Linked DNA regions of Homo sapiens: region 1 is linked to region 2. A link is an interaction called in ENCODE POLR2A ChIA-PET data of the cell type or tissue named here. Cell type or tissue: Caco-2. All regions are shown on one strand.

Region 1 (4,000 bases), 94 kb after region 2:
TTTTAGTTGACCATTCTTTCTGTTTCCTTTTGGCCCATTGCCCTGGAATCGCCCAGGGGTACTGCTGCCCTGGCCCGTGCCCTCCCAATTCACAACTAGGACTATAACTGACCAGATTTGATGCCACAAGCTTTCCTCACCCAACCTGTGCCACTGCAGGGGAACAGGACACCTAAAACATCCTCAGCGGGCCAGTTTCAGGACCTTTGTCCAGAACCAGGTGACACTTAATCCCAAGGACAGATCCTGGAAAGAATATCCTGGGGTGGACAGGGTTGTGAGTAAAGCCCACTCCGTCAGACCAGGATCACTCCCACCCCAAAACCAGAGCAGCCAACCTCGGGGAGAGCCCCTCCCGGGCCCACCTTGTTGTCTCGGGCCTGTCTGGGAGTACAGTTAACAGAAGCCCCTGCAGGGTTGGGGTCTGGGTTGGGGGTGTATCTTCCTACCCCTCCCTCTTTGCTGCAGTGGCAGTAGCAGGAAGCAGAAGCCCACGAGGTCCCCAGCATTCAGTGTGGAATTTCTAAAAGCCTTGGCCTGGCATTTGAAGGCTCGGGATAAGCCATAATACACCCACTCTTCTCTCCCGATCCCCAGGAATCTATGCGAAAGTCATTTCCCCTTAACCTGGGAGGCAGCGACACGTGTTACTTCTGTAAGAAACGTGTGTACGTGATGGAACGGCTGAGCGCCGAGGGCCACTTCTTCCACCGGGAGTGTTTCCGCTGCAGCATCTGTGCCACCACCTTGCGCCTGGCCGCCTACACCTTTGACTGCGATGAAGGTAACCCCAGGGGCCAGGGCAGCACTGGGCTCTGGCCTTGGCCTCAGGTGTGACCTTGGCTCGGGTTCCTGTCCCTCTGGTGGCTCTAGGACACCCAAACATACCCAAAAGGAAGTATGATGTCATCAGGAAAGCTGCTCAGGGAGACTGGGAGCTCCTGCTAGAAGGGGAGGCTGCCTGTGGTCCCAGGGAAGGGGTAGCATCAGCACTGTGGTACGGCATACCAGGTCCTGGTGGGCACCTGTGTGCCCAGGGCTCTATGTACCTCTTCTTATGTAGCCTCACCACCCTCCATTGTCCCTGTATGGCCAAGAAAATCCAACCTGATACTCTCCATTGCATGCTCAGCACCACACCTGGCATGCAGTAAGGTTCACCAAATGATGCAATGTTAATATTACTTACATAGTATGTGTTTTTAAAATAACCATCATAATGATATTCCCTCTGATAAGTGGCCTAACAAAGACATCAATGGAGGAATCATGCTCATCGGAACGAATGATTATTTTCTAATTTTCAGCACTTGACATTTGCTCTGTCACCTATAACGAGAGGCAGTATAGCATGGTGCTCAATACACACCCTCAAATTAAACTGCCTGGGTTCCACTCCAGAGTCTACCACCTCCTAAGCATGGAACCTTGGGCTTGTTACTTAAACTCTTCGTCCCCCAGTTTCCTCATCTGTAAAATGAGGTTAACGGTAGTCCTTAGCTCTCAGGGTGGTTGTGATGACTGATGAGTTAATTCATGTGAAGCTCATAGCATCATGCCTGGCATACAGTCATTCCTATGTAAGTGTCCCCTACTGTTACAATTTTTACTATTGCTATTGTTACCAGTGCAGCAGTGAGCAAGGAAGGCTTGTCTGGAAGGCGCACAGTGGTCCTGGGCAGTGGCAGTTTCCCAGTGCGTGCCCCGTCTGGGTCTTTTCCTCCCCATCACTGCTGCCATTTGCTCTCAGCATTTCCCACCCGCCAGGTATTCCACAAAGAAAGACTGAGGGTGTTCATACTCGAAGCTGTCCATTTAGCTGCCTGGCAACCGGTCTTATGAAGAAACTTGGCCTCAGTTTGATTTGGGGATTTTTTTTAAATGTTGTCCTATTTATTATAAAGGATGCAGAGGAGCAGCCAGATGGAAAAGAGGCATGGGGTGTGGTATGGGAGAAGGGGCTCAGAGCTCCCATGCCCTCTCCGGGTGCGGGCATGCCACCCTACGGGAGCCGGCATGGTTTGAAGGTCTTAGCCACATCCCCGGGAGCCCCCCATTGCTGGAGCTTGTCTCTGAGGCAGCAAAGGGCCCTCCTACCTTATCTCAGTGCCACTTCTTTAAGGAAGGTGACAGAAGCCGTTTCCCAAGTTTGAGCCACCCTGGGCTATTTCCATCGTTACTATTTTCTGACTTGGACAGTGGTGGGCACTTGGCTTTTGTCTACTTAGCTCTAGTTTACAGGAGAAAAATTTTTCTGTATGTGTGTGCCTCTTTTTACAGGCAAATTTTACTGCAAGCCTCACTTCATTCACTGTAAAACCAATAGCAAACAACGGAAGAGACGGGCAGAGTTGAAGCAACAAAGAGAGGTATGTTTGTCTCAAACATGCTGGTGAAACGGGGAAGGCCCCTTGATAAGGGTTTCCAGTGATCCTCAAAGTTAGGCCAGCTTTGCTGGCCCTAGAGGGATTGAGATGACTCACAGATAAAGAAGAAAGCCTCTGCTTCCTGGTGTGGAGGGTTCTTTTGCTTCAGTCTGTTCCACAGCCTCTGGGGTGTGTCCCATTCCAGATGAGCTCCCAGGACAGTAGCCATGCTGGCTTCTCATAAGAAGCCTGGAAGAGCTTGCCCATGTGGCAGGGATGGGGTGATATGCTTAGCCACACAAAAGCCACATGGCCCTCTGTACCTGGAACCCACCTGGCCACAAGGTGCTGTTTGCAAGAATGCCTGGTATAGGACCGACCCTTCTACATTTTCCAAGTCCTCTCCCAGGCTCTCGAAGTCAACAAAGTGACCAGCCCACTGAATTCATAGATGGTTTGTGGAAGCATCTCTTCTGGCATCTCTTAGCAAATATCTTCTCTCGGGCTTGATTAATCATCTACCACTAGCAACAACCCATAACTTAAAACTTTTTTCTAATTAGCCAAATATATAGGTTCAGTGTAAAAACATGGGAAGGAAAGAATATAAAGAAACAAAGTTAAATCACCTGTAACCACTCTACCCTGAGAAAACCGCAGTTGACATTTTGTAACATCCCTTTCCAGGCTTTTTTTCTATGTGAATGTATTTTAACCAAAGTGGAATCCTATGCCTAGAGTTTTATATTCTTCCTTTTCTTCACTAACTGTATATCAAGAATAGTTTCCCATGACATTAAATTTTTTTATGTTGGAGCATAATTTTTAATGCCTTTGGAAGATTCTAGTCTATAAATGGTCAATAATTTACTTCACCACTTCTGTATTACTGGATCTTTACGTCGTTGGAATTTTTTATCTTACAAATGTTTTTACAGTGTATGCTAGTATGCATGTTGTTATCCATATTTCAAATTATTTACTTGATGTATATCATTAGGAGTGAGATTGCCGATCAAAAGGCATGCATATTTTTGAAGGCTCGTGACTCCTATGGTCAGTTGGCCCCTAGAAAAGTGCCCGTGTTCAGCACCGGCTTCAGCATGAGTCGGGGGGCTGAGATTATTGTGGGGGCTGGTTGCAGGGTCTGGCGAGTTCAGTTTGTATTGGCTGTTGGCTTTGTTGAAGTAGTCCTCTGGAAGACTTACAGACAAATGCCCTCATTTCCATCTCTTTCTCAGGAGGAGGCAACATGGCAAGAGCAGGAAGCCCCTCGGAGAGACACTCCCACCGAAAGTTCTTGCGCAGTGGCCGCCATTGGCACCCTGGAAGGCAGCCCCCCAGGTATCTCCACCTCCTTCTTTAGGAAGGTGCTGGGCTGGCCCCTCAGGCTGCCGAGGGACCTGTGTAACTGGATGCAGGGACTCCTGCAAGCTGCTGGCCTCCATATCAGGGACAATGCTTACAACTACTGCTACATGTACGAGCTCCTGAGCCTGGGGCTGCCACTCCTCTGGGCGTTCTCTGAGGTCCTGGCAGCCATGTACAGGGAATCTGAGGGCTCCCTCGAGAGCATCTGCAACTGGGTGCTCAGGTGCTTCCCAGTCAAGCTCCGCTGACATGGCTGGCTGCCC
Region 2 (4,000 bases):
AAACTTTTATTCCAAGCTCAAGTCCAAGGTGACCACCTGGAAAGCCAAAGCCCTGTGGTACAAATTGGATAAGCGTGGTTCCCACAAAGAGTATAAGCGAGGGAAGTCGTGCACGAACACCAAGGTAAGGGGAAACCCTCCTAGTCTTACCTTTGCAGGGCGTGTGGGTTGACATTTGGGAGGTTAGGAAGCTGTTGCCATTTTGGCACTCTACGGTTCTTAGGTGTGGGTGTGAATGTTGCATTGTTTTCCTCCGGTAAAGGTTTCCTTTGTCTCTAAGCATCAGCTTTTCCTGGCTGGGAGGTTCCCTCCACTCGTGCCCTCTCCAAGGGAGGGAAGCCAGAGGCAAAGTTGAGGGAGAGAAGCCCATGCTTGATATTACCCCCACTTCTATTATCCCTGCTGCCACTACTACTACTTCTAGTAGCTGCTATTTGTTGAGCAGCTTCTAGGTACAAGGTACTTTATGTCCATGATTTCAATGAACAGCTACAGCAGTCCTTCAGGCCATTTTAGAGATGGGGAAATTGAGAAGTCAGTTGTGCCCAAGGTCACACAACTAGAGGGCAACCTTAGTCCATCTGATTCTAGGGCCTAAGACCTAAATCTCAGGGAGAGGCATAGTTACAGAGTTGTGTTCGCCTGGGTGTGGACATTTTAGAAAGATCCCCTGGTTTTGGATTAATTGGCTAAGAAATAGGTCTAGGTCCTTACTGCCTCTTCCTCCCTGTCTCTTTCTCTTCCTCCTGATACCCCTGCATTCTCCACCTGCCCACTCCCTTCCTCAGGATGCATTTCTCTACCTAGGACCACACTCATAGTTAAGCCTACACGAACTGGTTGCATCCCCCATCATTTGGCCATAGACAGCATCGGCGAACATAGGCTCACTATCGCAACCTTTCTCTGACATTTCTGAAATGCCCAGCACCAGATGGGCAGGTGGGAGTCCAGGCGTCTCAGCTGACTTCCCTGGTGGCCGTTGGGGACTACCAGCCCTGAGCACTGGTGCAGGCTGTGTGTTTAGGTTAAAATCGAATGTGCTGTATTTAGACCTCACAGGAGGTAGCTCAGCTAGAACCCTAGGAATTCCAGCCGGTGCCAATCCCGGGACAAGAGGATTGAACTCTCCATGGCAGTCGGGACTGTTGTGTTTTTGTTTTGGTGGTGAGAAGCTGTCGAGTCCACCATGGGATATGCTGCTTTCCACTGCCCCTGGGGAGACAGCTGCCAAGCTCCTGTGAGCCTGGGGCACACTGACACTGCGGGACGTAGGAAAAGCATTCCATCAGGTTGAAACAGACCAGTCGCCTCAGCCCAGAGCAGACTAGCTATCCAGGCAGTGCCTGTTTATAACCTACCATGCTCCAGCTAGGCAGAGGAGATGGGGGAGGTAGGGAAAAGGAAGGGGGAGGAGAAGGTGAGACCAATGTCCTGGGTGCCACTCCTGCCCAGTGCCTCCCTTCCTCGTTGTTGTGACTTCATGGTTCAGAGTTCACGGGGTGGCTCTTCAGAGTTAAAGGAGGGGAAGCTTTTAGCTTCCAAAGTGTCATCCCTCTTAGTAATTGTATATGGTGGCTTCTTTTTTTTAAAGGTCCCATAAAAGTCAGGTGGCCCAGTTGCACTGTGTTCTCTCACAGAGGGTTTTCAGAGCTCTGGTTTTTATTAGGGAATGCTATTGCCCCATACACCCAACATGTTGTGGCTGCTGAGGGACCCTCTTGGTGATCTGAAGACAGATTGTCACAGGGAGTCAGCCAGCAGAGGGATGGAACGGAGGGCTGACCACCAAGAAGAGACCCTTCTTCCAAAACATACTAGCCAGTTGCCTAGCTGGTGTGGCCAGCCTCTATTTTACAAGCTTTGGTAGCTTGAAATAGAACAGTCATCACATCTTGTGGTTGGCAGGTCACCACTGGCTTCTGTGATGCAAAGGGAAAGAAAGCTCCTTTTGTTAGGGATGCTGGGTAAGGTGCCTCTTGCCCAGGAATTTTTATGCCTGTCTTGTGAGGAAGAACAAAGACATTTCACATGTGAGATAACCCATCTCGTAAAAACCGCCTGAATGCTGAGGACTGGAAGATACATTTGAGAATGCATTGTAAGTATGAACTGTGACTGTGTTAGGCTACTTGAGCTGTGCTTTTCAGAAACCCAGCTCAAAATAACCACAAAGAACAGGAAAATCATTGACTCATATTAACAGGAAGGTCCAGACACTTTAAGTCCTGACCTTAACTTGGGTGCTTTGATGCTTTGCTCTCTATTGGCTCCATGCTTCCCTCCTGCAAACACATTTTTCTCCATGTTCGAAGCCTCTCATTCACATCTTTATAGCTCCATTCCAAAAGGCTGGAATCTGTCTCTTCCAGGTCAATATTGAAAAAAACCTCAGAGAAGGATTCTAATTGGCCCACTTCTGGATTTATTATGGCCAAAGCCAGAGGAACTGGCTACTGTGATTGGCAGCCCTTTCAAGCATCACATGATTGATGTGAGGGAGGAGCAAATCCCCAAGGATGTGGGAGTGTGAGACAGATAATCAACAGGTGTCCTTGGCTGGGCGTCGCGGCTCACGCCTGTAATCCCAGCACTTTGGGAAGCCAAGGCAGGTGGATCACTTGAGGTCAGGAGTTCGAGATCAGCCTGGCCAACATGGTGAAACCCCATCTCTACTAAAAAATACAAAAAAAATTAGCCAGGTGTGGTGGCAAGTGCCTGTAGTCCCAGCTACTCAGGAGGCTGAGGCAGGAGAATCACTTGAACCCAGGAGGCATAGGTTGCAGTGAGCTGAGATCACACCGCTGCACTCCAGCCTGGGTGACAGAGCGAGACTCCATCTCAAAAAAAAAAAAAAAAAGAAAAGAAAGAAAGAAAGAAATAAAAAAATCACACAAAAAATGGGTGTCATCTACAGTGAGTGTTGATTTGTATTCTGGCCATGATACAGGCCCCTGGCATATCACATTCATGTGTGGGTGGTTAATGGCCAGCTCCATGAGGCCGGTGCTTGTACTCCTTGTTGTGAGTCAAAACACAGAACAGGGGTCCTCACCTCTTCCAACATGAACAGACACTGTCTTGCTCACATACCATGTTCAGGCATCCTTTGGTGTCATGGTTTATGCTGAGCATTAGTCAAGGAAGAAATGCTGGGCATTTGCATACATGTGGCTGATCATTAATGCTAAGCCAGATGACACAGGTTTGTCAGGTACCAGGCATAAAGCCAAGCTCCTGGTTAGCCATAGGCAGAGCAAGAATAAATGTAATTCAGCCAGAACCCCGACCTTTGTGCTAAAGTGGATGCATCTCAGCACCACCTGGAGTGGGTCTGGGCTTTAGCATTTCACAAGCATTTATCAGCCGCTGCCATATGCTGAGCACCATGCTCCTGCCTCCGTGCCACCATATGTGCGTGTATACACACGTGCGTGTGACAGTGGTGAGAGATTGGGGACCAGGATCTATTTGGAGAAGAAGGACGGGCTCTAATGGAGGTGTCAGGGGACAAGCAGAGTGGCCTGAGAGCTCTCTAGAGCAGTGGCTCAGGTGCCAGTTCCAAAATCTCACTTGGGATTATTGTTTATTATTGATGATTATTTATGAGGGTATTATTGGCACTGAATATTAATAATTCTTTCCCTGGGCGTGACTGTGTTTGGATAAGAATGAGGGTGAACTGAGGATCATGCCAAATGAACTCTTTCAGGATTGATAACTGGCTCTGTATTAGGGTAACACCTGACTCGAATGTTACACCCGACTGAGTAGTGTTACGGAGGAAAACGACCCAGAAGAACCTGCAATATGTAATTTGGTGTGGGAAATGCTATAATCACAAAATTTTGGACTCTGGTTATCTTTATATATAAATCTTTAATGCTAGAAGGAACTTAAGCAGATGTTATGTGCAATCTCTGCATTTAACAGGCCACAAACTGAGGTCCAGAAAGCTGAAGAGAGTGGCATTACTGGGATTTGGACTCTATTTACTGGT

Evidence for each region. ChIA-PET counts read pairs that join two places held together with the same protein. Peaks named below come from ENCODE experiments on the same cell type or tissue, not always from the same donor. Only the 100,000 strongest peaks of a DNase experiment are listed, where the experiment ranks them.
Region 1: POLR2A ChIA-PET joins it to region 2 with 5 read pairs; 3 of 35 experiments call an interaction of 5 or more read pairs at or near these places.

The regions. Positions count from the first base shown.
Region 1 is chr11:12,256,188-12,260,187 of GRCh38, forward strand. It overlaps MICAL2 (microtubule associated monooxygenase, calponin and LIM domain containing 2), which reads left to right. Exons shown (of 28, transcript NM_001282663.2): 24 at 598-784; 25 at 2,281-2,369; 26 at 3,608-3,710. Among named protein-coding and RNA genes, the nearest start is that of MIR6124, 95 kb to the left of the region's middle. In Caco-2, no CTCF peak of the experiment used is centred here; a DNase peak (open chromatin) is centred at 2,464.
Region 2 is chr11:12,162,296-12,166,295 of GRCh38, forward strand. MICAL2 (microtubule associated monooxygenase, calponin and LIM domain containing 2) reads left to right here. Exons shown (of 28, transcript NM_001282663.2): 3 at 1-124. It overlaps MIR6124 (microRNA 6124), which reads left to right and starts at 1,388; the gene lies at 1,388-1,472. RefSeq lists an enhancer at 1,129-1,628. In Caco-2, no CTCF peak of the experiment used is centred here; DNase peaks (open chromatin) are centred at 1,320, 1,976 and 2,496.